Linked DNA regions of Mus musculus: region 2 is linked to region 1. The links are chromatin loops, found by intact Hi-C in ENCODE. Cell type or tissue: heart. All regions are shown on one strand. Each heading gives the region's core, and the rest is flanking DNA. Links, peaks and the distances in the headings are about the cores only.

Region 1 (15,733 bases), core at 3,082-11,081:
AGGGTGGTCCAGCAAGGAGCAGTGGGGCCACTTTGTGCCAGGCACAGGGCACAGGCACTGTACATGCCAGAGCCAGCGTGCATGTGATGCAGCCACCCCTCGTAGGGGCCTCTCTGGGTTTCAGATGCCTGTGATCTCCTCAACTCAGTCCCACAGAGTGTGCCCCATTAACCCCCTCCCCCATTTATAGACGGGGGTCACTGAGGGCCAGAAGTGATCTGAGCTACACAGCTCCAAAATGGCAGAGGCAGGACGGAGGCCACCACGGTGTGGGAAGCAGGGGCGAGCTGCTTGTTGTGGTTCCCTGTCTGTTCTACACAGAACTGGACAGTTCCCGAATCTCTGTCTCAGGGGAGGACCAGGGCTCTGGAGGTGAATGCACGGAGGATGAGGACCCAAACACTCTCTGCTGCTACGAGCCTAGCTCTCTTTCTTCATGGTTCTTCTACTGAGCCCTACCCCAAACCACTGTGACCTCTGAATTTGGGGCAACCTTCATGAGGGGTGCTTTGTTTTGGCTTAGCCTCCTGTGGTATATTTTTGGCACTAGAATTCGAAGAGACATTTTTTTCCCTTTCCCAGATTTTGATTGCCAGAGAAAAAGAGAACAAAAAGTTCAGTCAAGGAGCTGGGGGAGATGGCTCGGTTAACAAAGGCGTGCTACGCAAGCATGAGGACCTGAGCGTGGATCCCCAGCCCTAGGTAAGAAGCCAGTACAATGAGTGGTATATGTGTCCCAGTGCTGGGAGCTAGACACGGAAGGATCCCTAGGGCTTGCTGCCAGCCAAAGCAGGCAGATCCGGTTCCAGTGAGAGAACTTGTCTTGAAAAAGTAAGGTGGTGAATGATTGAGGAAGACAAATAATACTGACCTCTGGCTCCACACACATGCACAGGTAATTACATTCACACACAGAGACACACAGACACAGACACAGATACACACACACACACACATACACATGCACAGGTACAGGCATAAGTTCATACATGCACACACATACATGCACATGCACTTGTGCACGTACACACATGTGTGCACATGCATAGGCATAGGCACAGGAACATGCACATGCACACACATACACATGCCACACACACCCATGCACACACAGCCCTTCAGATTGTGCTAGTAACAGATTAAAACAGCCGTGTCTGGCCTGGCCCTTCTCATGCCTCACCCTTCTTTCCAAATCCCACGCCCGCCACTGCCATCCTCTGGAACTCTGATGTATCTTCGCACGGCTGCTAGTGGAGGTGAGGCTGCCTGGTGGGGGGCTGGAAAAAAGTCTCAACCCACTCAATCTGAGGAGTGACCATCACAAACCAGCCACTTGCCTTGCAGCTGCCACCCTTGGGGCAGATACATGCCACAGGATGAAGGGACACCCTCTCTGCTTCTCTCTCCCTCATCTATATCTTTTATTTAATGAAATCAGCACCCAGAGATGTCAGAGCAGCTTAGATGACTCTCCACCTTCAGTATTCTATGGGTCTCTAGGGGAGGCAGCACACACACTGCAGAGAGAGCGGCTGGAGCCAGCCATCCTCCTCCAGACCTGCAGTGTGGAATATGTCATGTTTGGGCGCCAACTCTTTGCTGGGTGGTGAGGACTCAGAGAGAGGCGCAGAAACAGTACAGGGTGTAGGCTCCCTGTGAACAGTGCCAGTCCTGGCTGGGAAGCCATGAGAAAGGACGGTTAGAAGGAGACAGTATCAGGGAATGCTGGCTGCCAACTGGTGCTTAGAATTTAACTCCTGCCATGTGTGCCTGTGATAATCTGTGGGAGGTACACTAGGGAGCAAGAGGAGCCAGAATACTGCAGCCTCCTCTCCCCACAGCATTCTCCCTTTCCTTGGGTTGACACTGGAGACTCTAGACCAGTGGCTTTCAACCTGTGGGTCATGACCCCTCTGGGGGGGGGGTGTTACACTACCCTTTCCCAGGGGCCTCCTATGACCATGAGAAAACATAGACATTTACATTATGATTCATGACGGTAGCGAAATTAAATGACAGCTATGAAATAGCAACAAAAGTAACTGTATGGTTAGGGGTCACCACAACATGAGGAACTGTATTAAAGGGCCACAGCATTGGGAAGGTTGAGAGTCACTGCTCTAGATAGTGATGCCCTGGCTGAGAAATGACACTTAAGTGCCTGGGCACCATCTGGCATCAGAGCTTTTAAATTTTAAAAGTTATGATTACAGGTGGTTATTTGAGGCTATTTTCATACATATGTAAAATACATATCTATAGTTTGAGCAGATTACTCCATACTTCTGCCCCTCCCATCATTCCCGCCTTTCCCCCCATGACTCCCCCCTCCCCATAACTTCTCCCCTCACTTCCTGTCTACTTTCATTGTCCTCTCTTCTTGCAGCCTAGCAGAAAGGTGATTGAGAAATAATCACCTTGCTCCTGGGAGAATGAATCTCTTGGTCCTGGGAGCATGAATTCTCCTGTCCTTTCTGTGGGGAAGCTGGGAGGTGGTCACAGGCCTTCCTGTGCAGTGCTGGGCAGAGAGGAGAGGCCTGGATCACTAGGCGGTGAGGCAGGATTAGAGGAACGGAGGCTGCTTTTCATGGTGGGTGAAGACATGGGGGCGAGAGGGAGTTGCTTTCTCAGTTTTGGCCTGGATTTAGGAATGAAAATTATGTTCTCTTCCTTCCTTTAGAGGCTGGGGGCAGAGAAGTTCTGAGGCACTGTGTGGAGTGGCTGGACCATAAAGATCAGTAATGTAGGGGCCAGTTTCTAGGAGCTAGGACCTCAAGGATCTGGGAAAGCAGGAGAGGGCAGCTATGAATCTGCAGGTGGTTCAAGGACAGCAGAGGGTGTCTCATAACTGTAGGGTGGTAGGGACAAGGGAGATGAAGACTGTAGGCACAGATGGAAGCAGACAGAGCTTTGAGGTTCCCAGACAGAAGGAGAAAATACCTGTGCTGCTCTGAGTGGGAGCCAGGCTCTTGGGCACTGGGAATGACACATAGTGCAAAGGTTTTTTAGGGTGGTCGCAAAGGGGCCAGAGGCTGGAGCCATGTGATGGAATTTGTTTATATGTTAGAAGCCATGGATACCCTGAGAAGACTTCAAGATTCTATCTGTGTTAAGGTCAGTGTGTGAGGACTGCCGTAGTTGGCACTAAGCTCAGACTTGGGCCACCTTGGCTCTGGGGGCAGTGGGAATGGCTGAAGGACACTGGGAAGGACAAGGTGGGAGGGGAATAGAGGCTTCTAAAGAGAGCAGGCAAGACAGAAGCGGTGCATGCCTGGGAAGGCTGGAATGGACTCAGGGGCATAGAGTTGGCCATACATACAAGAAGTAGATATGGAATGACCAAGAGGACAGTAAGCTTAGAGGGGACCCGATGAAGGAGGAAATGATGAGGTCAGCATGGGCCACTGTGAGCTTGAGGGTACCCGACATCAGAAAAGACCAATGGTCCAGGAGGGAGATTATCCAAGAATGGTGTGGAAGGATCTGCAAGAGGAGAGAAGGGTTGGATAGACTATGGCTGGGACAGAGCTCAAGGACCATTCCAGGAAACCAATGATGAAGGAAAATGGGGTCTGGGAGGGCAAGCCATCCTGGATGCAGGTGCAAGATGGAACACTTGGCTGTTGGCTACGATGGCCAGGAAGCTGAGCAGCTAGGATGTCACTGGTGGCCTTGGCAGGAGTGCAGGGGACAAGACAGGCTGCTGAAGCATGCTGGGACAGAGTCTAGAAGACAAAGAGGATCTTTCAGGCAGATGTGCAAATAGTGAATTGGGGAGGAGAGTACAGACACATCTAGGCAGCTTAGCTTGTGAGAAGAACTCAGAGATGGCGTGGGATGAGGAGAGAAAGCTAGGAAAGGCAACCTTGGAGGGAGACATAGAGAACCACCACTGTGGGACAGGGGGTGACATGGTGAGGGATGAGGACTTAGACAGACTCCCTGGTAGGCGACAGGCAGAGAGAGAGGCTATGACTAGGTAATAAAGTGGCAAACTTCCAAGATGGCTGACTTTTTCCTCACCCTCCTGACTTGAGGCAGAAGCCTGTTGGTCTAAAACAAAGGCCTTGTAGGCTTTTGTCTTGAAAGGAAATAAAACTGTAATTCATGTAATGTATGTCAAATAGCCCAAAGAGTTGTTTGTGAGCTTTGAAACCTGGGGCTGAGAGCATAGCAGAACAGACCAGGACATGCCCGGGCAGGCCCATCGCCTCCCTAGCTCCCACCCCTCTGACCTAAGTTAAATGTTACAGGCTGCTGATGCTTAAATGGACCAATCATGTGAAACTGCGCCAATTCCTTCCCCAGCCCCACTCCTTTTCTATAAAAACCCCTAGCTTCCAAGCCTCGTGGTCGAATCCACTGTCTCCTGTGTGAGAAACATTTCGACCCGGAGCTCCGCCATTAAAATACCTCTTGTTGTTACATCAAGGTGTTGTGTTCTATTCGTGATTCTTGGGTGCACGCCGAATCGGGAGCTGAGTGGGGGTTTCCCCACTGAGTTCTTTCAGTCTCCCACCAGCAGCCCCCCTTCCTGATGGTCTGGCTCAACAAATTCAAGGCAGGATCAGGACACATCACACAATAGTTCCAGCCAAGCAACCACCATATCTGCCTTCAAACTGACCAACCTCCAAGTGGGGGAGGAAAACTCTGAGGCTCTAGACGCTCCAGGCCTTGAGAGGAGACTGGAGTTTTTCCTTCCCTTCTGAGCCCGACCCTCTGCTTCACAGAGTGCATTTTCCTCTGTGTGCCTGCTGCCTGCGTGTGGTTCCTCACCCACCCTGACTGTGGAGCTTCAGTTTTCTCTGCTGCTGCCTGTTGCTCTTCAGATTTTTTCCTGCCTTTTATTTCCTTGACTGGCAGAGAAAACAAACCCAGTCAGGACCCCTAGACTGTGACATTAGTGGGGCTCCTCTTGGATTTCTCTTAAGACTGTATCAACTGGACACAGTAGAGCAGCTGGGCAGACATGCTTGCTAAGGAGAAGGTCTCTGACTGCAGCACTCACCAGTGCAGTCTAAGAGCACAGAGCCCCTGACTGTCCATCTCACATCTGTCTTCAGGCAGTCCCTGTCATTACAAACGCCTTCACATCAGACACAGAGATGGGAAGGTTCCGGGGCTCTGTGAGCATTGCTATGTGGACTGTCTTGAAGGCTGCCCACCTCCCAAGCCCCAGATAGAAGACGTACTTCTCTAGCATCATGATAGCATGAGGGACCATATCATTCATTGGCTCTAACCTTATTTTGAACCCATTTTGAATGAAGTTTCTGACCTTCCCTAGGTCTACGAGTGCTTAGATGAGCATTTGGGGAACATGATTGATATCCCCTTAGATAACTTCTGGAGGGACAGGGCTTTGTAGAAGCCATACCATGGGTTGTGTGGCTTTAAGGTTGCAGCCTCCTGGAGGCCACATCTGTTAACATCCCCCCACCCCTGGTGAATAGGTAGGGACCATCACAAGGGGACTAAAGCATGCACACCCTGGGTCATTAATTTGTCACCTGTTAAAAGCGTAACACACATTTTCTTTTTTTCTTATACTCTTTCAAAGCTTTGTCACAAAACAGCAGCTTAGGCTACAAGGCCACAATGGTCACTCTGTGATAAGTTTGCTATCAGCATTGCTGTAGATAATACTTCTGGCTTGGGGATTACGATAAATAATGGTCAACTAGGTCACCTTGCAACATTTGAAAGCTGCTGTGGTGGATGAATAAGAATGGCCCCTTGAGTCCTTAGTCATTAGGGAGTGGCACTATTTGAGAAGGATTAGAAGGGCTAGGAGGCGTGGCCTTGTGGGAGAGTGTGTGTCACTGGGGCTGGGCTTTGAGGTTTCAAAAGGCCATGCCAGGCCCAGTTCTACAAAGTTCTTTTCAACTTTCTCTTGTGGCACTTGTTGGCATTCAATCTCATGCTAGTGTTTAGTCTTGGATGGAGTTTATTACCCACTTTGGGCTGTGTTGCCAAGTAACCTGACTCTGGGAAGAAGCAGGTCCAGCTGCTACTGGCTTCACGGTGTTCATGGTCACTGCGTGGATCCCATCAGTTTAAAAATGCGGGTTGTTTACAAGATCCTGCAGATGTCAGATGGAGGCTGAAAAGGCACAAAATACTAGACTGTATTTTTATATCCTATATGTGCCCTTCACTGTTTAACTGGGGTCAGAGCTGCAAACAGGCCATTTGATCATTTAAAAAGCATTTTGCCGAATGAGTGTGTGTGGCTCCAGCTTGGTAAGCCGAGGCAATAGCTTAGAAAGCAGATGTTGGGGTTTACTGCTATTTTCCTAAAGTTCTCCATATCCAGGGAAGAACCCTAAAACATCCAGGGCTCATGTCTGTAACTTACATGATGTAAGCATGTTCTGACGGCAAAGCCAGTATGTTCTGAGATCTGATGCCTGGAGAATAATCCAGGGTGAATGTGGCCAGTTGCCTGCTGGAACGGGCATGTTCCTTCCAACACAATCTTGCATTATTCTACCAACTTAATCACTGATCAGTAAGCCATTATAGGGCCAGGACATTTGTGCAAGGTGACTCTGACCTCAGTGGCCCAGGAGTTCCGTGATGAAGTTGAATGTCTGCTAACCCACCAAGTGCAAGGCCAAGCTGTTTCCATTCTGAGAGAAAAGCTTTTAAAGCCATCACGCTTCATACCAAACTGTGGCCAGGTACAACAAACGGAGCAATCAGGTGACTCAGCTCAGCATGGTTCCTTTGGCTTGAGTTGAGGATGTCCAAATGGCTGGAACAGCAGGGTCTCACCTATGCTATTTGCATGTCTTAAGAACCCAACATTCACTGTTACTGGAGGCTCTACCTGTCCCTCAACCTTCTAGAATCTTTGCCTGTCTATCTGTCTCTCCCTTGGTGGCTGTTTAACAACAGTAAGTACTTGGGTCTGCTAGTCCATACTCCTTTTGCGTATGTAAGAATTAACAAGAGAGAGAGAGAGAGAGAGAGAGAGAGAGAGAGAGAGAGAGAGAGAGAGAGAGAGAGAGAGAGAGAGAGAAAGAGAGAGAAGAGAAGAGAGAGAGGAGAGAGAGAGGTTTGACAATTTGCTATGAAAAATGGTCTCTTTTGCTCTTTTAATTTTCACTTAGCTATGGAGAAGCTTCATTTAAATTATGCAGATAGTTTGAGGTCATGGCCAATTAAATGTAACTGAACCTCTAAAGTCTAAAGTCGTGTGGGATAGTTCACTCTGTGGCCAGCAGAGGGCTCTTCGGTCCTATCAAATATCAAATGTCTCTGTCAATTACTGACCAAGCCTGATCTTCGTCAAAACAAGGAGGCCTCTATTACTGAGTCCTGTGAGTCCTCTGAGCACACTGCGCAATGGTCACCGCAGGCATCAGACCTCAGAACATACTGGCTTGCCGTCAGAACACGCTTACATCATGTAAGTTACAGACATGAGCCCTGGATGTTTTAGGGTTCTTCCCTGGATATGGAGAACTTTAGGAAAATAGCAGTAAACCCCAACATCTGCTTTCTAAGCTATTGCCTCGGTTTACCAAGCTGGAACCACACACACTCATTCCTTCACGTGTTTGCTCTTTATTCCATGAATACGGGCAGATATCTGCTTTTGGCAGGAAGGAGGGACCTTTGACAGTGGGACCCCTCCCTGCCAGCAGGTATGTAGTATCCTTGGTCTGTATGTGAGGTGTTGTCATATTGGAGAGGAATGGAAGGGTTCAGGCTACTGGGGGGAGTTCACATTCTAAATTTACCCTACTAAATAGGGGTCCATTTGAGCAGTATGTGAGGGTGTTCTCTTCTGTACACATTTCTATTGTTAATTGCTATCTTTTTGTGCTACATTGTATACAGTCAAGGAAGTGATTTCAGGTTCTAGCAAGAGACTACCTTTGTTTTGAAACTAATAACCAACAAAAGAGTAGAAGTATCCTAAAACTGGAAGCCTGACTGATGAAATAGAGGTAAACAGGCAGGGCAGAGGAGGAAGAGAAGGAGCAGGGATGCGGGGACTCATGGCACAGCTGCTCACTCTGGTGGGCACCGTGTTGTGGGCAGGCAGTGCTAATAGGAACTGGACAGAATGGTGCTGTTACATAAAGGGAAAGGGTTCAGATGCAGGGGCATTGTGTCACATGTGGTGACTTTGTGCTGAAAGTCCTGCTCCTCCCAGTCCACACTCTTCTACGTAAGGGCTGAAGGGCTCGCTCCAGGCTTCAGCAATGCTGGGGCAACTTGGGAAGAACAGGATATATATGGGACGAAGACTCAGGCACAAGTGACTCCCCGGGGCAGGGTTAACCAAATCAATACTTCATCTTCCCTCTGAATGTGTCCAGGGTGGAGAAGCATCCTTCCATCCAAGCCTGGCCACAGGTCACCTCCTCCCCTCCACACACACCCTCATTTACAACACCAGCAGCTCTGATTCTGTACTTGGGGACTTAATGTCCACAGTGTGTTCCCCTCACACCCTGCTGGCAATGCCTGTGCCCACAGTCTGACGCTCTCTTCTCTTTTGGAACTCTTTGGAGGGCTGTTATAACTGGTGCCACCATGGAGAAATGGGTCCCCCTTTTCCACCCTCTTCAACCCCCTTCTCCCCAGAGCCAGACACAGCTATACCTACCACATGGCTTTGTGGCCAAGGGACCTTATCATCCTTCTGTGGTCTTTTCCTTTTTCCAAGCTACTATGGCCTCAGTTTGGGGTGGACTTTCCCTCATGGTTCTGTCTGGGCTCCTTTTCTGATGTTCTCCCCTTTGACTCTGTCCCCTCCAGGACTAAGTTCTGAAGGCTCAGATAGTAGAAGACAAGCATGACCTTGTAATGTTGATGGCACGGCATTGTGGGTTCTGGACCATGGCACATGCGCACTGTGGGATGCTGGTGGTGGAGGCGGTATGTGGTGGAGATGAGTCCAGTACACTCTCCACACACCCTGCTTAAACCTGCCATTGACTTAAGACTGCTAGAAGCCAAGCTACATGCACAGGAAAAGGTTTGGGGATCCACCTGTACCCTACCCCTCAATCTGAAACTGCCTTCAACACACTGGAAGGTGACCCTGGCCTTCAGACAGACTCTCTGTCAGGACTTATGCTCAGAGTCCAGGCCCCTTGATTTTCATGCCCGATGCTGTACCATCTGTACATGATGCCCTGTTTCTGGTCCCCCTTTCCCTCTTCCCAATTCTCCTTATTCCTCAACCCCACACTGTGTATGCCTGTGTGGGTGTGCGTGCTCATGTGTGCATGCACACATGTATGTACATGTGCACGTGGTGCCAGAGATCAACCTTAGATATCATTCCCTGAATCCATCCTCTTTGTCTTTATGAGTCGTGACTTTTCCCTGGGCTCTGGGGCTTGCTGATGAGGCTAGGCTGGGCAGACCAGCGGGCAACAGGGATCCTTCTGACCACACCTTCCCGGTGCTGGGATGACCACAGCTGGCTCTCTGTGTGGATACAGGGGATGGATCTGAAGCTCCCATAATGCTTAGCAAGCACTTTACTGACAGAGCCATCTTTGCAGTTGCCCCCTTCCTTTCTTTATTTAGTCAGCTCATTTGAGATCATGTGTGGCCCACGTCACATATATGTCACATTCTTCACAGATCTAGGTTAGTCACACCACCGCACATATCAGCAGTATCTTGAAGTTATTTGTCAGAGTCCTCATCCCCAGGAGCTATGGAGCAGAGCTGTCTGGCTCCCCTTGGGACTGTAGCACGAGCTCTGGAGAGGAGCATATATGGGCAGAGTCCTCTCCTGGAGAAGAGACTGGGCCTAAGAGCTTTGGGCATCCTGTGCTCACTGGCTGCAGGCTAGCATGTCTGCATGACCTAGATGTGACCTCCTGGCTGAGCAGCCATCTTAGCCCTCTTCCCCTAGGACCTCACTCTTGTGCTGGCCCTCAGCTGCGTCACTGTGCAGGAGGAGGAAGAAAAGAGCTACGGGCCATCAGGGAAGAGCCAGCATCTCCCGGAGTCTAGGTGCAGGCTGGCGGGTTCTGTTGTTTATTCACCTCCAGCAAATCCTACAGAAGTCTGCCTTGCTGAGCCATGGCCTGGGTCCTAGGTTCTATAGTTAGCTACATCCTCAGGCTTCCTGCCCTTGACTTGCCTAAGCAGGCTCCTAATCCTGCCTTCCTCTGGTTAATTAAATGCAGATAGCTGCTCTGTCAGTCATGCTGGGGTAGGGAGTGGGGGAATGGGGAGGCAGTGGCCTCTCGGAGCATCTTTAATTGAATGACTCCCACTCCTGAGACTTCTGGGTCTTTCATTAATCAGCTACATACACAACAAAGGTGAAACCTAATGAGGTATGTGTCAGGCACCCAACACCAAGAGGTCTAGGCAGATGATGTGCTGTTCTACATTTTAATGGCCTGACATCTAGCATCTCCTGTCCACATGGTGTCCGGTTGTGATAATTCTGGTAAGTGCAGCAATCGCTTATCTATGATCAAGATGAGGGCTCTCACTTTCTAACAAGCTGAACAAAACGACCAGGTCACTGGCTGTGCCAAGAGTCACACCAGGAGCCGTGTAAGGAATGAAGAGACCCAGGCACACTCTGTGTGTTCATAACTCAGGCTATGAAACATGGAGGATGGTGCCAGACTTTGGGCATCTCAGGGCAGCACTATGACCCAGTTGTTCCCTCACTTCATGCCTGTGTCCATAGGCTGTTGTGAGATGTGAATAGGTTGGTTTCATTTCTGTTGTTGTGATAAAATATCTGGACTAAAAGCAACAGTAAAGTGGGGTGTTGGGGCTCATTGTCTTGTTTTTCAAAGACAGAGTTTCTCTGTGTAGCCCTGGCTGTCCTGGAACTCATTCTGTAGACCAGGCTGGCTTCAAATTCACGAAGATCTGCCTGTCTGTGCCTCCCAGGGATTAAAGGTATGTGTTACCACTGCAAGGTGGGGTGTTGGGGTTTAACCCAGTGGTACAGTGCTTACATAGCAAGCAAAAGGCTCTGGGTTTGGACCGCAGCTCTGGGGGGGATGGGTTGGAGGAAAGGGGATCAACATAGTGTAGGAAGAAGTTGGCTTAGACTTCTAGGTTGCAGTCCATCCTTGCGAGGAAGGCAAGGCAGACAGTGCGGCTAGTCAGACCGCATTCACAGTCAGGAGTGGAGGGGAATGGATGCATGCTGCTCTCTTGCTTGCTTATGCTCAGCTTGATTTCTTTATTCTTACACAGCTCAGGACCCCCTGCCTGTTAAATGGAGAACTAGAACTTTCTATGTTGATTAACCACCAAGATAATCCCCACAGACCAATCTGACCTAGGTAGTTCCTCTCTGAGACTCTCCTCCCAGGTGATTCTAGGTGTTGTCAAGTTGACGGTTTGAACTAACCAACACAGAATACACAGCAGTGTGCAGAAGAATGTCCGGAAGCTGGGTGTGGTGGCGCACACCTTTAATCCCAGCACTCGGGAGGCAGAGGCAGGCGGATTTCTGAGTTCGAGGCCAGCCTGGTCTACAAAGTGAGTTCCAGGACAGCCAGGGCTACACAGAGAAACCCTGTCTCGAAAAAACAAAAACAAAAACGAAACAAAGAATGTCTGGAGGTAGTTAGGTGCTTGGAAATGCTGATGGTTACAATTCATGTGTGATAAAGACTTGCATCTAGGATATACAAATAATTCTAACAAACTCTGAAGCCAATAGCTCATGGAAGGTAAGCAGCCGGCGAGATAGATAGTGAGATAGTGAGATAGTGAGATAGTGAGATAGTGAGATAGTGAGATAGTGAGATAGATAGTGAGATAGTGAGATAGTGAGATAGTGAGATAGATAGTGAGATAGTGAGATAGTGAGATAGTGAGATAGTGAGATAGTGAGATAGTGAGATCGTGCTCGCTCTATAAGCATGAGGACTTGAACTGGCTCACCTGTCAATCAGCATCCACTTAAAACAGCCAGGCATTGGTGTCTGCTTCTATTTCTAAGGCTGGGCTGGTGGAGACAGACAGATCTCTGGTGCTCACTAGCCAGCCAGCCCAGCCTAGTGAGACCAGACCAGAGAGAAGCCCTGTCTCTTGAAATGAGTGGATGGTATCTGAAGGATGACACCCAAGGTTGACCTTCCATTTTCACATGTGCTGACACACACAGCTGCATGCTAACCCCTACTTACACAAGTGCACCCATACATGAAAACAAAACCACACACCCACTTGCCCATCCATCCATACAAAGTAGGCAAGATCCTCAAGAGATAGTTTGCAAGAGGAGTCATATAAACAGAACACATCAGGTAGGCATCCCATTACCAGAACTGTTGCACTGTAGGATTCCTTTGCTACAATCATGGAAGAAGGGAAGAGCGACACTCTCTAGGGCCCTGTGGAAAGAGGCAGCTGAGGGAACAAAGCCCTCTGCTACCTTCTCTCATCTGAGTTGTACTGGACCAGCATCCCCAGGAGAGACTCACTTCTACCATCCCCATACTTTAGAGCTCTGAGAAGGCAGAGTCAGCCTAGATGCTGTGTGCAGCCACACTGGATTCTATAGTCAAAGCTGACACTGTAACAGCTAAGGTGAGCTGACCAGCAGGGGAAAAACCTCAAGGTCCTCAGCCAGATCGAAATTACATCTTGCAAAATCTTCATATAATGTATAGAAGATTCGCATCTGAGCTCTTTAAGATTCATTCATTCTGGTGATGGGACCCAGAGGGGCTGTTAAGAATTTAACTATGGTCACAGAGCTGGCGGTTCATTTGGTCCTTTGAGATGCTGTCTGTGACCCTGTGTCATCCTTGTCTGTGACCCTCCCATCCTGGGCCTAGCTCTCTGAAGGTTCCCCTTTCAGACCTGTCGAAAGAGCTCGTGCTCAGAGAGTAATAGAGTGCTGTAATTTGTACCACATGAGCAACAGTACAAAGGTGATCAGGACAGTGAGATGAGCTGGGGAGGTAAAACGTGGGTTTGATTTTCCAGGAGACATACAGGCATCTCAGCAAGGAAGCCTGTGGCCTCAGGAGTCAGGTCTGGGCACCACGGTAGGGTGTTTATGCTCCAAAGAAGCTGTTTCTAATTGTAGGATGCTCAGCCAGATCTGGAAATAAGTTAATGTATGGGAGGGTGAAAGGGGAGCTCAACACAGATGTGTCTGCCTCTCTAGAAAAATGACCTGCAGGAACTGAGTGTCATTTGGAAGAGGAAGGAGACAGCCATGGCACGTACCTTGAAGACCAAGTGTATCATCATCTGCAGGCCGGTTTTGCCCGGGTACTTCCCAGCGATGTTCAAGGCAGACAGGTTGAAAAGGTTAGCCCCTGTTTCTGTGCAGATGGCATGGACCAGCATTTTCTTCCCTACTCCCGAGGGTCCAGCCAAAAGCAGTGACTTTACCAAGGGAGCTCTCTCATGCACTTCTGCAGACCCTGGAAAAGGCATAGGCCAGTGCTGTTGAGTATGCCCAGAAAACCAGAGTGTGTGCCTAGCATGAGGATGCTAGGGCGCTGCATTGTGTGAAGGGGTCTGTGGCCATGGTGAATACATGGAAGTCAAGTCAAGCCTAAGGCTCAATGGGCTCTGGGGCCTCTGGGGTCCTCTAGGCCTGCTTTTCCTCCCCTGGTGTCCTGCATTTCTTCCAAACTAATAATTTTAAAGATCATTCCTATAATAGCTTAACCAAGTTGTTTTTTTAAAAAAATTATTATTTATGTATTTGTTTATTTGGAGGTGGTGGAACAGATTGCAGAGAGACAGACAATGAGGTTGGCTGAGGCATGTTCATTTCCTTTGGACCCTTCTTTCCTACTATGTATATGTATTGAAGCGTATGAGACAGAGGGAAAGGCCAAGGCCAGGGGGCAAAGCCTTCTGAGCTGGCCCCAGACTGTCAGGATCAAAGGTCACCTGGCACTTGGCAATAGAGCAGCTTGGATTATCACAGTTGCTGCTGTCTACTCTCATCTGCACAGTCTATACCTCAGGCCAGATGGGGCGAGGGTTGGGGGTGGCAGAACAGGAGTGGGCACTCAGTAGGTACAAGGTGCACACAATTCAGTGCTGGTTAGTGGGGGGAGGGGAGCAGCTGTCCTCAAGGGGCCCTGGTTTTGGAGACTCTGGGTACCTATGTCTTGGCTATTAATATGTGACTATAATAATATTAATCATAAAATCTGAGACAGGTTCTTACCTTATAGCCCAGGCTGGCCTGATCCTTTCTCTCTCTCCCTTTCTAATGCTAGGATCACAGCCATGTGCCATCATGCCTGGCTCAATATAATTTTCCCTTTCCTTTCCTTCCAAGTATAATCGAAAGGACTGAATTGTTTGAAAGTCAGAAATGTCTCTTTAGAGTGACTCAACGTTCTACATATTCTTTCCAGTGACATAACTGAGGTTTATGTGATCAGAGAGGGTTACAGGAACATGGTGTGATGGAGGAGCAATTTTCTGATGGTGGGAGAGAGAGAGAGGCTCTTTACTCCTCTTTTCTTCATTCTTGGACATGGAAGGATGCTTTGGGTGTGGCTCTGGCAAGCCCCGGGAGCTCCTGTGCTGAGTAGGGTGGGTTTTAAGTATGGAAAAATCTTGAGATGTGCTACTGAGGGTTTATGGGCAGAAGGAAGCTGAGCCCCGAGGAGGTGAGCCTGCAATGGGAAGCCAGGATGGGGCTGAACTCACAACCTGGAAGCAAAGTGTGCTTGGAACCTCGAGGTCCACAGATGCTGGAGAAGCTGAAACTCAGCTAGGGGTCTCATCTGGACCCTGGGAGAAGGGGGCATCTATGTGGGACTCTGGAGTAGAGCATCCCAGGAGCAGTGTGTGAGAAGGGTCCTGGTGATGGAGGCACAGTGGCTGATCAGGTTGGTCTTAAGGGAACAGTGTACATTTTGATTGATGAGGTGTCAGGGGACAGTGATGGGCAGGTGAGGAGACTGCTGACAGTGGCTATCTGAAAGGTGGATGGGAATTGTAGGCTTGCCAAAGGTGCTGGCCAGGGCCAGGGCTGGGAGACACCTGGGGAGAGGTGGCAGGAATGAAGGGTGGAGGGGAGGATGGGAACTCGGGGAGGATGGGAGCTCAAGGAGGGTGAGACCTTGGGGAGGGTGGGACCTCGGGGAGAATTGGACCTTGGGGAGGGTGTGCCAGACTTGAATGCAGGGCATTGCTTTTCTAGGGAGAGATCACCCAAGGCCACTCAAAGGTGGAGAGGGTAGTCCAGGGAAGGTCCCTGTGCTTGGGACCCAGCTAACCCAGGGATCCTCATTCTCATGGCATGGTCTAGATATTTGGGACACTTCTAGCTTTGGGTATGGCATCTGTCTAAGGTCTGGAGGACTGCAGAGAGGCCTGGTGTTCTGGGTCCTGACCCTATTTCCATCTCTCCCTAACTTTAATATCATCTGGAGATGTAGGATTCAGAGGGAGCATGACCATAAAAAGAAACCTTCTTCAGACAATGACCCACACCTGCTCAGGAAAGTACTCTCTCTGTGTCCTCTGGATCTTCCAGGACCTGATTGGACATGTTCTGGGCTTTCTCTTATACTCTGAGGGGGCTAGGAGGCCTCAACCCTAGTCCTAGCCACTTAGGCTTTGTTTCATGACTGGGTGTGGACACTAGCCTGTGTGGGCTTCTGCAAGCGGCCACCACTGAAGTGATCCAAACAATCATTGCCCCTAAGGCCTTGCCTCATCCCTTTTCTAACAGAAGGCACTTTCCACGTGAGGGTTCTCCTATGAGTGTGTGTGTGTGTGTGTG
Region 2 (15,733 bases), core at 3,305-11,304, 140 kb after region 1:
AGATTGACCCGTAGACAATGATGCATTGTCCTGATTGATAATTAATGTGGTGGTGCTGCCTCTAGGCAGGTGGGCAAGGCATATTTAGGGAAATTGGTTGCTCAAGACAAGAGGAGAAAGCCCATCTGAAACATTTTTCTGTGGCTTTTGCATCAGCTCTTGCCCCCACCCCCAGGTTCTGACCTTGCCCTAGTTCCTCCCTGACTTCCCTCAGTGACGGGCTGTGATGTAGAACTATAAGCAGGAGTAAGCTCTTTCATTGCCACGTTGCTTTTGGCCTTGGTGTTTGATCACAGCGATAGAGAGCCTGTGATACACAGAACTCCATTTGCATTTGTCACTCATTCAGAAGTTGGACTTTTAGGCCACACCATTGTATTTATTATTGGGGGACAGTGTTGCAATCAACAGGGGTGCAGATAACTTTTCCACATACCTATTTTATCTCCTTTGGATATATACCTAGTGGTGGGACTTCTGGATCTTTTTTAAAAATTTGAGGCCCCACCATGCTGCTCTCCAGAGTGACTGGACCAGGTTTTAGCCCCCTAACAGCAGGTGAGCATTCTGGTTGCTAGCAGACCCTGTTATCATGTAATGCAGATCCTGGTCACCTCAGTGGAGTGAGCAGCATCTCCTTTCCACTCGGGGCTTGCATACTCATGGTAATGTGGATACTGAACATTTTTTTCATGGGCCTTCTGGCCAATTGCACGTCTCCTTTGGAGAAATGTGTGTTTAGGCCCATTGCCCATTTGTTACTGGGTTATTTGCCATTTTCCTATGGTGTGTTGTTTAGATACTCTGGCTGTTAGCTCCCTGCTGGTGTATGCGCTCTGTATTTTGCTTCACCATAGTTTGTTCTTGGGTTGGATCTTCACTCTGCTGATGGCTTTCATTGCTGTGTGAATGCTTTGGGGTCTTGTAAAATCTTGTTCGTCTATTTTTACTTCTGTTTCCCATGCTTTGAGGACTGTGCCCCATTGAACTGTTTTCTCTATGTTCTCTGTTGATAGTTTCATAGCATCAAATGTTACAGTGATTTTTGTTACTGGTGAGAGATAGCAGCTAATGACTATTTGGTTCATATTACATAGTATGAATACAGATGTCCTTAAATTTACTCATGTGTTAGTTAGGATGTCTACTGCTGAAAGACTCCTTTGCTGTGCAGAGTCTTGCTGTGTGACTTGGTCCCATCTGTTTGTTTTAGCTTTCGTTGCCTGTGTATTTGGTGTTCTACTGTCCAAGAGACCCATGTGCCTCCCCCTCCACATCTCCACCTTAGACTTTCACAGCATCAGGTTTGGATTCTTACTCAGAGGGAATTGTGGCGAGGACCTTGACAGCAATACCCCCTCTATCAAGTCCCATATCCTGGAAATTGCTATCATGAATGTAGTCTGCATTTTAATTTCAGCAACCCCACTGGCTTGCAGACAGCTAGAGATGCCCCATTTAATCACCAGAAGTTGCATGCATTGTTGCACTTGTTTGGCACTTTTCAATAAAAGTTCTGATTATGTGTTGTGGTTTGAGTAAGAGTGGCTTCCATAGGCTCATATATTTGAATGCTTAGTTACCAGGGAGTGGCATGATTTGAAAGGATTAGAAGGATTAGAAGATATGCCCTTATTGGAGTAGATGTGTCACTGAGGGTAGACTTTGAGGGTTTAAAAGACCAAACCAGGCTTAGACTCTCTCTCTCTCTCTCTCTCTCTCTCTCTCTCTCTCTCTCTCTCTCTCCCCCTCTCTCTCTCCTCTCTCTGTGCCTTTGGAGCAGGATGTAGCTCTCAGCTACTGCCCCAGCACCATACATGACCATGTTCCCTGCCATGACGATAAAGCCTCTGAAACTGTAAACAAGTCCCTCATTAATTACTTTCTTTCATGAGTTGCCCTCGGTTAGGCAGTGGGAGCACACTTTAATCTCAGCATTGGAGGCCAGGGGGTGGGATGGGGGGAGGGGCAAAATGAGACAGATCTCTATAAGTTTGAGGCCAATCTGGTCTACAGAGTGAGTTCCAGAACAGCCAGCGCTACAAAGAAACCCTGTCTCAAAAACAAACAAACAAACAAACAAACAAACAAACAAACAAAAAGAGTTGCTTTGGTCATGGTGTTTCTTCACAGCAATAGAACAGTGACTAAGACACTGTGTTTAGGAGGGACACTGTAAACACTACCTCCCAGTCTTCAGATCAATTGCAGCTGTGGCTCTTATCAAAAGTTCTCCAGGGGGCACTTACAAGGATTTCTTTGGGTATACGCTTGCTGCAGTGATAGTGTATCCTGGGTCAAAGGTTTGTGGATGGCACAATACTTGAGCTGGAAAGTCTCTTGCCCTTAGAAGTGATGGTACTGCTTAGCAATGCTATCTGCAAGCTACTGGTTATGAATACGCAGCAAGGAAGGTCTAGACACAAACCTCTATAGAATAATGATCTTTTGATGCACAGTACATGATTCATTAGCTTGAGTGGCCTACCAGTGTGAACATGGTCTCCAACTCAGTCCTGCTGTGGGAGGATGAAAGGGCCTCAAGCTGGGAATGCTTCAAGAGACCATGTTTTGGATCACAGAGGATTAGAAACCTAAAGACTAAGGAAGCACACTCAGTTTGAGAACATGGGAATCTGAGGGCTCCAGCTGCTCCTCCTTGCTGACACGCAGCAGTTTGGGGGAGGGCACTTTCTGGAGTGTGGTCCATTGGGTGATGCTGTGTTTTCATGACCAAGGAAGCCTCACACCTCCCCACGTGTGTGATGTATACTGCCCACATTAACGTCCTTTGTAGGGACTGCCTATTGCCTACGTTTGGGTTTTATTGGTGTGCGGAGGCAATCGTGACCATGACAAGTATTGTAAAGGTCAACATTGAATTGGGGCTGGCTTACAGTTTCAGAGGCTCAGTTCATTATCATCATGGTTGGAAGTGTGGCAGCATGGTGCTGGAGAACATCTTAATCCTCAGGCAGCAGAAGGGAACTATGTGCCACATTGGGCATAGCCTGAGCATATAAGAGACCTCAAAGCCTGCCCCCACAGTGGCACACTTTCAACAAGGCCACACCTACTCCAACAAGGCCACACCTACTCCAACAAGGCCATACTTGCTCCAACAAGGCCACACCTCCTAATAGCATTACTCCCTATAACCAAGAATTCACACAAATGAGTCTATGGGGCCATACCTATTCAAACCACTGCACCCATGAAGCCCTTAGTCCTTTTCAAGATGTAAGTTTTAAGTCTTCCTAAAACCTTTAGCTCCATCCTCTCTTACCCATGCCTGTTCCCAACCTAGTTCATGATTCTGTGGGTGGTGAAACAGAGAGGGGTGGAAGACAGGTGATTCTGACCTGAGCTTTGTGGGTATGATTCATTTACATAGTGTTGGTAAGCAGCTAGCCCTATGTATGTGTATATATATGTGTGTGTGTGTGTGTGTGTGTGTGTATGAGAGAGAGAGAGAGAGAGAGAGAGAGAGAGAGAGAGAGAGAGCATGAATGCACACATGTGTATATGTATATAAGAGATAGATAGATAGATAGATAGATAGATAGATGATAGTTAGATGGATGGACAGACACAGAGAGGGAATGTAAGAAACATCTATGCTAGCAGGAAGAAGACAGCTAACTGATGACACTGGACATGCCATGAGGGAAGCAAGCTACAAGAGAGTGTCAGGCATATGATGCTTTGACTAAAGGCTTGTGGGCGTTTCCATGTGAAATGTACCACACAGACTCACATGGTGGAACCCCTGGTCTCTGCCTGCTGGCTCTGTTTCAGAAGGTTGTAGAACTTTCAGAAAACAGGACCTAGATGGAAGAGCTGGGCCCTAGCCCAATCCCAGTTCCAGCTGGAGTTCCCTGCTCTCTGTCAGGATATGAACATGTATGTATGCTCTGTTCTCCTGCCTTGTCTAGCACCACAGACTGCACTGTTCTAGATCTAGTCATGAACCAAATCAACCCTTCACCCCTTAAGTTGCTTCTTAGGTATTTTGTCCTGGGAAGAATAGAAGTGACCAACACAAATGTCAAAGAGCCGCACTCCACCTTCAATTCCACTCCACAGACATTGTGTTTAAAGTTGCCTCTGGAGTGATGAGATGGTGGAAGCCATGTAGCAGTCACTGGGAGAGTGTCAGGGACAAAGGCCTTGGGGCAGAACCCAGATATTCAGAGTATTACAGGACACTCCTATTCTGGACAAAGCTCACACCACACATGCTATAGAAACCCATGGTGCTCTTAAGTTGCTGTGCCTCTCTTAGTTTCTCTGTACTTCTTCCTCAGTTTTAATGTAGCTTGCTACTCAGGCAGAGAAAAACACTGATCTGATTGCAGAGTCTAATTGCAGGTAGGTGGAGCCATCATGGCCTGCAAGCCTTAGACAGTGGCTAGAGGCTATGAGAGTGGGACCTAGTTCCCTTGACCAGGCTGCAGAGGGCCACATGGAGCAGTTGCTGTGCCGGGACTCACACATCTGTGCCTGGACTCACACACCTGTGCCTGGACTCACACACCTGTGCCTGGACTCACACACCTGGGTATCTTTCCCTTCCTGCATCTCAGTTTCTCTTGGGATCCTTCCTTAGTTGAGGAGTTGTTCCTCAGTTCTTAGCTTACTGCTTTTGGGTGCCAACGTAAGATACTACTGCTTCTTAGGCAGGAAGGGGCACTGTGAAGGCAGACAAAGGCAGTTTTGCATGGCCCCTCTGGTCACCCACAGCCACCCGCTTTCTGAGCCTCCATCTCCTCACTACGGAACTGAGAGGAGGATAGCTGTGAAGAGTACCTGGAAGAATTTGGCTGGGGCCCTCAGAAGAACACAAGGCAGCCAGCACTCACACCTAGCTATGTCTAAGGGTCATTTCTAAATATCACCCAGATGTTGATAAGCATCATTAGCATTAGATGACTCCTATATTTCTTAAAGAACTCCATGTCATGAGAGTTTGGACTCCTACGGAGGTGGGAGAAGAAGAGTCAGCCTGTCTGCATCTCTCTTAGTTACCCCTGACACGCACCTGTTCCTCAGATCCTGACTGGCACCCAGCAAGAATAGAAGGTCCCTTTAGTATAGATAGATGCCTGGCACTCAGAGACATCCAAGTGGGGAGGGTTGACTCAAGAATCAGTTCCGAGATGGAGCTGTCTGGACCATCCAGCTGGGATATCCTCTGTGGGTCAGGCACTGACCAAGTTTACCTCTAAGGAAGGGATCTGGTATTGCAGTAATTGGGGGCTGGGGGAGGGGGAGCACGTCCTGTCCAGCAGGAAGCAGTCCATTCCTGTTCTGCCTGGCCACTGGAAGATGACGCGTCTTCCTGGGTTGCAGCACAAGGACATTATAATGCTTTGTCCCCAGGCCAGCTGCTTGAAGATCTCCCGACATATTCATAGTAACTCAACATTTTCAACTATTCCACTTTTCTCTGCAGGCTGGGAGCAGGACCCAGCTTGCTACAGCCCTGTCCCTTCAAGGGTCAAAGTGTGTTGAGTGGGTGGGATTCAGGCAGGAGGTAATGGCATGCTAACACAAGAACGGATTCCAGAGGGAACTGTTGCTGAATGGGCTTCAGACCCTAGGTGTATATGGAAGGGGGTGGAGCTGACTGGGAGATACCCAGAGGCCTGTAGCACCCGAAGAGCTGAGCTCCAGGCAGCTGGGTCAGTGTACTGAATCTGTCATCTGTGTGGGTCACCAGGTGGGCTCTTGGCCAAAGGATGGAGGCATTAAATAGGACCTCATGCTGTGTCTCAGCCCAATAGGCTTAACCTTACCAAGTCAATCTTTTCTGGAGCTGGGGAACATCAATGCCTTCTTAGAAAACACTACATGCTCACCCTTGATTCATTCTCTCTCTCTCTCTCTCTCTCTCTCTCTCTCAGGGTGGGTGTGTACTTTTTTACTTTTTAAAAAATTACTTTGCATCTTCTTTCTTAGCAAGTAAGTGCATGGTCTCATCAATATGGCTCTGCTGTAGCAAGCGCATTTCCCCCTGGGAAGTCCAGTTCTCTGAGGTCCGCCTTGGTCCATGTGTCGCGGTGAGAAGCAGAGCCGGCCCCTGTTGTGGACATCCTGGGATGGCCGCACGAGGGCAGGTCTCTGCTTTGCTCCCAGGCAGTGCTGGGCTCTGGACAAAGGCAGTCAAGAACCTTCCCTGCAGAGGATTTGGCCCCGGGCCTGGGCGTGCTGCGATGCGCAGGCGCTTTGGCATCCCAAACTGGGGCGGATTGCTAATAGTGCCTCGTCTTCAGTGAATGAAAGCTAGAAGGCCTGGGGTAGTACGGCCCAGCTGGGTCCGGAGGCCCCAGACCCTTTTCTGACCCTGAGGCCTCAGAGGTCCCTGCCTGATGCTATAGGACACTCCCTGTTCTTACAGACCCTCCCTGTTGACTCAGACCTCCCTCCCCTTGGGGCCACAGACCAGTCTTTGTGGCTGTAGGACCGCCCACCTCTAGCTAGACCCAGATCCACCCTTGAGACCACAGACCACATCTCCGGGCCACAGACTCCGCCCACAGGCCTCAGGGCCTCTCCCTTGCATTGAGGTCACAGACTCCCCAGGAGGCCGTATGACCCCCCACCAGATCTCACACTACTCCTTGCAGACACACACCCCTCCCACAGCCCGGAAAGCAGGTGTGCTCCTCAGGAGCTCACTGAGCAGGATCTGCCCCGCCAGGAGTAAAGTGCAAGGCTGTTTAAACAAACCACTTCTTTTGTTAAGGTTTTTCCCTAGACCGAAGCTCTCTAGCCTACGTGAGACTCTGATCCCCAAGTTCTCGGGTTCCTGTGTTCAGCAGTCACTCTCCGGAGACTTAGAAAATAGACTCGGCAAGTGTTGGTGAAGGCAGATTTTGCGTACAGCCCGCGCCTCAACTGTGGGTGCTGTAACTGCCTTTCAGAGGCCCAGGGGGGCATGAGAGCAGAGTGACCACCAGCCCTTTGGAGGGTGGGGGGCACTTGGGGAGGCGTTACAGTGGCGCGGCTTTAAAAGTAAAGATTGGGTCATTTTGTGCTTGAGTTTTACTAAATGGGGAATTGCAAGAGACACATTTAAAAAACAAAACAGGGAATCTTAGCAATGTGCATCGCGATTAGAATGTAGATTTTGATAAAGATGAGGACTGCGATAAAAGTTGGCTAAGCTCACAATGACGACTCTACCTCACCTGCGACAAGGCCTTTTCAGTGACTGGCACTGCTCGACTCCGTGGAACACGGTCTTAATAGGGCCTTAAGGACTTTGTGTAAGAGTTCCAGCAGAATCTGGATCCAACCTAAAGGCACTTTCCCTCACTTCTGGGTGATGGCGGTACAGGGTCGATTAATCGTCCCCTTTCCAAAATGTGACTTCTGTCCAGGAGGCATCGACAAAGAAAGAGCAAGCTTGACAAACCAACATCGAAGTTCAGAAGTTCAGAGTAATTTGTCTTGGGAACAAAGTCTTCCCTGAAGCTACAGGCATTCAAAGGAACTCCCGGTGCTCATGGGATTATTAAAAGCTATACCTGAGACTGGATCAATATTCTATCATTTTGGAACGTCCTAGGACTTCTTTTGGTTTTTCTTCTGCTGACATTTCCCCCAATAGGATCTAGCCTTTGCAAAGGGAGGGATCTGAGGGCTCCCAAGAATGTGTTTGTGCAGGAAACAACAACCTAGAGAGGGTTACAGGAGGGCGTGTGCGCCTGTACAAGCCTGCATGCCTGCGCGCTGTGGTGGGAGAGGAGGGGCGGGAGGAGAGCCGAGGGTTGCAAAACTGCCACCTAGAGGCACTTTCCCGCAGTGTATATAAAAGGCAAGTCCGGAGCCCTGAGAGATCTCAGTTGCTACAAACTGCTCAGCACTGAAGGAGCCTGCAGCGCTCACCGTCAGGAAGGCAAACCACAGCCCAGGAAGCCCTGAGGTAAGTAAGAAAGCCTTGCTTCTGCGACAGCTTTGCCGAGCAACTACGGCAAGGGGCAGGACTCCTGTTCTTACGAGAACTGGGCTTTTTCTGAGAACTCTTGGATCCCTGAGCTGGGGGCTTTAGAGCCTGCAGGTCCGGATTGGAAAGCTCAAAGCACGCTGCATGCCTGCATTGCAAGCTACTGCTCCTGATTTGGGGGATCTGAGTTCAGTCATTTGTGGAGGGAAACCTCTGTGTATGTTTGTTTGCTACTGGACTCTGATTTGTTTCTGTGAGTACTTAAGTTCCAGGAAGCAGGGAAACTTTGCAGAGAATGTGGGATGCCCCATTGAGGTTGCCCAAAGCCAGCTTAGGGGTGAGCTTGGCATCACTGTTTGCCCACTCCTACTTCTGGTTATCAGATTGGCTGTAAAAACCACAAGCGCACTTCCAGAAAGGCATGTGATATGCCCAGAGGCATCCTTCAGCGGACCAGACAACTGGGCTGAGCATTCTGAGTCTAGGATGAGTTTAAACTCCGTGCTCTGGGGGGTGGGGATGGATTAATTCACAGCTCCTGAATTCTGGAAGTTGTAAATTGAATGTTAGCTCCTCTTCATCTTATCTCTTCATGGCACCCCTGCTAATCTAATTTTGAGTATTTATTGTTCTCCTAGAAAGTGTTGTCCAACTTCAATTGGGACAAAAAAAAAAAAAAGCAGACACTAAGAAATCTAGTATTTGAATTTAAATCTACTCTCCAAGTGAACTGTGAGTGTTGCTGACTTTTGTTAGGGTGCATAAAGGTTCACTGGGTGGCTGGGAGTGAGGGAGACTCTGAGGTCAGGGGATCCTGGTCAGCCAAGACTCCTGGCTGCTAGCTACTAGGAAAATGAGGCACTGTGAAAGGCAGACTGGCTGTCTCTTCCCCTTTCTCTCTCTGTCTCTCCATTCATTTGCTCACAAACAGATTAATTAATTGTTTCGATGTGAGGTAGGATCAAGCATCTTTTTAAAGGTGTCTTGGGTTAGTGGCATCCCTGAGACCCCAGTCTGTGCTGTGGCCAGTATGGAAACTTTGTTTTTCTTTGAAGGAGCAGATGCTGGCTTTGTGGTCTTTATTTAGTTCAGGAGAATGTGGAGCTCAATGGATAGGACCAGAAAGGAGGGATGGGGGTGGTTCTGTTTTTTTGTGCCTGGCTCGTTGCAGATTGTAAATGGATAAAGCCCCCAAGTCCCCGTCTTTCTCCCATCTGAATAGAAGCCTGCCCCAAATGAAATGAAAACCCTGTTTCGATCGGGAGCTGTGCACAGGCTCCAGCTTGGAAACATTTTGCTCTAATTTCCCCCAGTCTGAGCGGTGAACACTTTGTGCTGCTCTCTGCTGAGCTCAGCTGCTGCCTCCAGGAGGCAGCAGGGGCTGGAAGGATCTGTCTGGGAGCAGAGGTGTAAAAGCTGGGGAAGTCCGACTGCTTGCTAGCTGCCTGTTGGGTTCCTCCAGTTTGTTTTTAAAGGGGCATGCACAGTGCAATCACACACATATATTTTAAAGTTCCAGAAAGCTACACGGCTGCATGCTTGTGCTTAACTGAGTCAGGGCTTTGGAGGGGAGTTTATCCAGTATTATTAGCAAACCCTTAGGGAGCTAAGAAAGTATTATGATTTCTAATCAGACCCAGAGCTGGCCAAGGGTAGGCTTTCTAAATGGGATAAAAAAAATGGAAGAAGAAGAAGAAAGAAAGACCATGAAACACCCTGGTTAGTCAGAACAGTGGCTTTTTGTGTGAGGATTTGAGGCAGAGTGCTCTAATTTTCAAATCTACACAGGGAAGTTGGTTGCAGTTACTCAGAGCTGAGTCTGAAGGGCCACTCCTTTATAAACTTTTAGAGTCACGGAGGAGGGGGAAAGGGCCCCAACAACTTTAGAACTTTTACTTTTCTGAGATCTTGTAGCAAACAGAATGGAATTTGGGCCCCCAAAGGCATTTGTACTTTTCAGCTAAGCAACCAGGGATTCTTAAGGACAATCAGGTATTAAAATGTTTCTTGTCGCCTGTTAGGCTGGGTGCATGCCTGTGATTCCAGAACTCCAGAGGCTGAGGCAGGAAGATTGCTATGAGTTTGAGACCAGCTTGGGTTATGTTGCCTACACATTATGTCTCAGAATAAAATAAACAATAAACAAACATAAAGTCTGGTAATTGAAATCTATGTGCTTAGATAAAATTGATAGACAAGTAGTAATGACTGTTTTCAAACTCCCCAGGCACTGGGGCACCTCTCTGCTGTTACAATGGAAGCAAACAGCCTAAAGAAAGAAGCAAGTGGGACCAGGTGTCGGGCAAGGATATTTTCTGCAGGGATTAGCCTTCTGATGCCTTCCTTGTTAAAAATCCACTCACTTAGAATTGTTTGAAGAGAGATGGTTAGCCTACACTCCCTCAAACTTCACTTTAAAAAAAAAAATTGTTTCTTATAAACACATCCCAGAGACTGTAGAATTTTATGGTGACAATTTTGCAGAGAACAAGGAGGTTGGCTGTGGGCAGTGTTTTGTTCTCCCAGCCCACGGCTGGGAGATATGGAGACTGTCTCAGGTGGCCTTGAGCCACTCCAGGTGGAGCCCTGGGCAGCTTGGGAAAGCTGCGTTTGAAGGCTGTGTCTGCTAAATAGCTGGCGTCTTTTTCTGTCATCTCTGCCAGCCTGAAGGTTGGTATATAAGAAGAGCCTAAGCTTTCTTAGTGTGGCTTGGGAACCTGAACCTCCTATTGTCTTGCCCAGGTCCTAAACTGGTGGGAATGCAGACTCTGGCTCTATCCTGCCAGCTGGCAGCCTTTGTATGTACAGGAACATCTAGATCTCTCTGCTAGATGCAGCTCTGCTCCCTTGGGCTGAGCACAATGGCTCTGATCCGGTTTCTGGATGGGACATTCATTCTATCTGTGAGTGCTCCCATGGTAGTAGAAGGCTGTCTCATGTGTTGGTGGGAAATTCAGCCAAGAACCCTGGGGATAGGTGGCCTGTATCAGAATCAGGGTGTGGATTTTTCTCTCCGTATTTATTATTTCTTTGAGTTCCTGAATAATTCAAAGCAGTTCCTTACTTACATGAACTGAGGTCACTCAGGGCCACAATGAATGTGTGGTCAGGACAGCATTGTTTCTCATTGGCTCAGTACTGGGGGATAGACAAGAGTCCCTTTCTGCACTCAAGACTAGGATTTGCCTGGGTGGGTGTCACGCTGGTTGGGTGTGTGTTTCAAGTAGACTTAAGTAGGGGGGTCGATTAATGGGCAACATTGCAGCCGTCATCTCTCTGATGGACAGTGGCCTCACGGTTCTGCAAAGGTGACAGTCAGACTCTCCTGCTTCAGTGAAAGGCTCTCTGTAGACTGTCCCAGCCAAATGAAAACACTGTGCCTGTAACACAGGACCCAAGTGGAAGCTGTTGAGCACAGCTCCTACTGGCTGGAGCATGGACAAGCTACAGCCCGTTAGTTACTAATGTGTGCATCCCTCGTGGCTTATCAGCTGCCCTGAACTGTTTTCAAAGGTGTAGATAGGGAAGACAGGCTGGATAAATACCTACCTCCAGACTTGAGTCCACAGAGAATTTCTCCAGGAAGTTCTCTGTGGGACACAGGCCACACTTTGCAGAAAAGTAAACTTTTCTGGAAAAAAAAAAAAAAAAAGAGTAAACTGTAAAGGAAGTTTTCTTGTTTCCTAGTAGGTTCTAAGTCCCTGGGGCTGGGATCACATTGTCTTATGTGGCTTCTGTCCAGGCAGCAAGCCTATTTATAGGGCATCTGGGTCAGGCCTTCTCAACTGTGTGGCACTTCTGTCTTTAAACCTTCTCTGTCCCAAAGCCATGGCGTTTCCTTAAACCTGCCCTGGCATAGACAGGCTAAGGCCAGATCTCCTTGCCCACAGGTCAAGGCCCACCTCTGCTCTCTTCTCTCCTTCATGGAGACAGTGACTTGCCTCTCATCGATGCTCTATGATGTCCCTGGCTTGCCTCCATTCTCCTGAAGGCTCCCCACCTTACTACTGAAGGATGTACCCATGCCCAGGAGAGCAGTAAGCTTTTGTGCCTCCTGGATAGCCTTGTTTGGATGGTGGGTGTTTGGGGGAGGTGGATATGGCTTGACAGCTTCACGTGTCCCAGAGCAGTGCCTTCAAGAGGAGATCAACTGATGTCAGCTGGGAAAGGGTTGCAGCTGAGTCTCTCTGGATAACCAGTGCACCTCAGGCTGCTGGCCTCCCGGGAGCACGACTGACTGAGCGCTTTTTCAGGTCACTTTGCTCCACTGGTTGAACAAAGGTGAATGAGACCCAGTAGGGAGGAAGTGTAGAGGTAGCAATGAGGAGAGCTTTGTGATGCATTGGGATGTGAAGCCTGTGGAAGGGAGGGGTGAGGCAGAGGCAGGCTGAGAAGGCTCTTCTCTTCTCCGATGGGGATGTGGCGAACACATTGAGGCAATTTGGTGAACCTTATCCAGGCACCTGAACACACTTGGCAGTCCCTCGGAGGATCTATCTGGGGATAAGGACATATGGATTGCAGCCCAAACCACCACCCCATGGAGACTCTAAATTTGGATGCTTCTAATTCTGGTGCTGTCCCAGCATGCTAGGGAGCTTAGGCGAGCCAGTTGAAAACAGCTGGATACCGCAGGCAGCTGGGTGTTATCCAGGACATTTTATGAAGAGTAGCGAACCTTAGAAGCGAGAGTCAGATCTTTGAGGAAGGATCTTCCTCTTCGCTGTTGGTCCTGGGAGGCGTGTGGCTGTGGACCCATGGCAGAACTGGACAGATGGGAGTGCTGTCTGTGTGCAGATAATTGACAAAGTCATTGACAGACAAGAGTGAATGAGCTCGGTAGGAGTCGGCCTCTGGAGGAGGCTTTCGGTTTTGGTGAAGTCTGTGGCCCAGAAAAACAGAGCAGGAACCTTTGATGTGCAGTGGCTCATTCCCTCCCCTGTTAAAATTTACATAATTTTGATGTAAGCTTTGCAATAATTTGGGCGTTTCTGGAGGAAGGCGAGGCTGCCTCTGTGATTGCCTTCTATTTACTTTCCCTGCCCAAAGCCTTACCCTCATTGTGGGTCTTTGTGTCTTTCTATGCATGTATTTGCATATAAAACACTCATAATTTTGCCTTTTCTCCCACATCAATGGGATTGTGCTGAGGGCAGCACATCTGCTTCTTAGCCTTCTGCTCAGCAGCACACATTCATTTACTCCCCTTGTTCTTAAACCTCTCTCTCTCTCCATCCCCGCCCCCTCTCTGCTCACAGCTGTGTTGTATTCCACACATTAGATGTGCTTGCTCGTCTGCTATTGTTGGATATTTATGCTGCCCACGGTTTTTGCTGGTAAACAAATGTCACTTCAGTAGATACCTAGAATGCATGGTTGAGACCACGTGGGCATCTCAAGAAGAAGTTTGTAAACTTGTAAAACCATAGAATAAAGCCATCATTCTAAGGCTCCCTAACTCCCTGCAGTTCTTATCCAGGTGTGGTTCCCAGGAAGCATCTGAAATGGGTCTCATCCATGCCTTCCTAGGGCTGGACTTTTGAGTGTTCAAAGATGAGGCCACATGCAGAGGACACCCCACAAATCACTCTTCACCTCTGGCCTAAAGACATCAGGGAAGGAACCAGGCTTGATTGCAGCCCTGAGTGACTGGGCAGGATGGGGAAACCTTTTTCTGGTCTCCTTGGTTGTCAGTCCTCCGTGTGGCCAGCATAAACAGCAAGAGATGGCCAAGAGACATTAACTTTGGACTCAAGGAGCAGGTTTGTATGAAATATAACTTGTTCCTCATGAACTTCCTGGGAACCCCTCTGTCTGCTGGAGGGAGGCCAGGTCTCCATGCAGGGCTCTCTGGGAGGTCGGCAGAGTCTCCCTTTTCCCCAATTGGCCTTCACTTTCAGATTTCTCTGAGAGCTTTGTCCAGGACTGGAGTCCAAGGATCATGGGCAGATGTCCCTCAGTTTGCTGTGTCATGATTCTGTTTCTGTCAAGAAGGCTGAAGGTCATTTGCTGAGGGATAAGCAAGAAATGGAGGAGGGCTATTGGCTTCATCAAGGGGCAGACATCACTGGTGTTAAGAGGGCATACTCCTGATGTCTTGCATAGGTGCTGTGACTGCAGACCACACCCAGGTGACACACAGTTTCTGTTGTCCCCAAGAAGATGGATTGTCCTGTCATTGGCTCTTTTCTGAAATCATTCTTATTTGCTTCTAAAACCTAATGCAGGAAAGATGTCCAAGTGATGAAGGTCAGGCTGAGGTGGCCCTTTGATATCTTCGTTTTTGTTTTCTTTAGTCACTTGTTTGAAGCACAAAGGGTCTGGTTGCTGCCTTCTGCCTGGTCTCCAGGAGCCTTCTGTGGCAGGGAGGGAACATCCAATCAGGCAGCAGTGGTCAGGATGAGGTTCTCTGCCCCTGGACTGTGCACTGCCCACTGAAGGTGACTGGTTGTCACAGTGCCACGAGGAGTCACCAGCTTAAGCCCTGTCCTTCAGAATGGGACGATAACAGCTCCGTCCCTGTCTGAGACTTTCCACAGTGCCAAGGGACCTCAGAAGTAGGGACAAACAGGAGGCTGGCGATCTGTACCTGCCCCCGAAATACCACTGTGATTCTGGGACCCAATGGTCATGAGACCAAGGTTCTTTTCCCAATGGTAAAAAAACAAAGGGCTGGATGGGGATCCCCAAGCCCCTGCTACCATCCACTGCTGTTCTGGAACCTGAGAGAAGCTGAGATTGGCAGGTGCACATGAGAACGAGAGTTGAATCTGCAGGGACAGTGGAGGGATGCAGAAGGCAGATACCATCTCCATCTGTCCCCTGCACCGCACGGGGCCTTCTTGGACCATTTCCAGGGCTAGGCGTGCCTGGGCACTGAAGGCAATGGAGGGGGTAAGGGGCTGCCTCCTGGTGTGGAGAGAACAGGAAGACAGGTTCAGGACCCAAGGTCAAGCTACCTAGGCTTGGGGCCAGTTCTTTCTTTTGGTTTTCAGCCTCCATGACTGACTACTAAAGCCATAGTCTGGACCAGTAGCTCAAGGACAGGCTCACACCACTGCCAGTCAAGCATCCTCCGGTCCCTAGGTCCCCATTGTAGTCCTTCCTTTATATAGTGTGGGCCTGGGAAGGTCTTTTTTCCAACCTCTGATGTTCTCTAGAGACTCTGGGTCAGGGTAGACTGAGAGGTCTGTTCAAACCAAGTCTCCTGTAGTTCAGGCTAGACTTCTTAGGTAGCTGAGGATGACCTTGAACTCTCGATCTTTCTGCGTCCACTTCCTGAGTGCTGGGTTTATAGATGTGTGTCACCCTGTGTCTTATTTTAATGTAATAGAATAAGAGGAAAAAAGGATCTTTGCCCTGGAGTCGTGCAGGACAGAATTCTTGCCTTGGTTCCTTCCCAGTCATAAGTTCAGAGTGGAAAGTCAGTGCCTGTGTGTGTGTGTGTGTGTGGTATGTGTGTCTCTATGTGTGTGTGTATGTATGTGTCTGTCTCTCTCTGTGTATGTCTATTTGTGTGAGTGGTGTGTGTGTGTGGTGTGTGTGTCTCTGTGTGTGTGTCTCTGTGTGTGTCTGTGTATTTGTGTGTGTGTGTGTGTGTATTGTGTGTGTGTCTGTGTGTGTATTGTGTGTGTGTGTTTGTGTGTGTATTGTGTGTCTGTGTGTATTGTGTGGGTGTCTGTATATGTAGCAGTTCTAGGCAACTTGGGGTTAACACTCTTTCCAGAGGCCAGTCTGGTCAGTTACAGAGGCCCCATCTTTTAGAAGGTACTCTCTGCAACC

What was found. A loop is a pair of places that touch in the nucleus more often than their neighbours do. Peaks named below come from ENCODE experiments on the same cell type or tissue, not always from the same donor. Only the 100,000 strongest peaks of a DNase experiment are listed, where the experiment ranks them.
Region 2: a loop joins it to region 1, with 7 times the contacts of the local background. A loop is called at or near these places in 19 of 42 quality-filtered maps.

Annotation. Positions count from the first base shown.
Region 1 is chr1:90,053,525-90,069,257 of GRCm38, forward strand. Iqca (IQ motif containing with AAA domain) reads right to left here. Exons shown (of 19, transcript NM_001368722.1): 15 at 13,201-13,400. Among named protein-coding and RNA genes, the nearest start is that of Asb18, 47 kb to the left of the region's middle. In heart, for the core only: a CTCF peak has its summit at 7,219 (motif pointing right); no DNase peak of the experiment used is centred there; H3K27ac peaks cover 319 bases; H3K27me3 peaks cover 889 bases.
Region 2 is chr1:90,196,158-90,211,890 of GRCm38, forward strand. Ackr3 (atypical chemokine receptor 3) reads left to right here and starts at 7,823. Exons shown (of 2, transcript NM_007722.4): 1 at 7,823-7,930. In heart, for the core only: CTCF peaks have their summits at 6,103, 7,815 (motif pointing left) and 9,309 (motif pointing right); DNase peaks (open chromatin) are centred at 6,204, 7,804, 9,334, 10,754 and 4 weaker places; H3K4me3 peaks cover 5,268 bases; H3K27ac peaks cover 5,513 bases; H3K27me3 peaks cover 1,471 bases.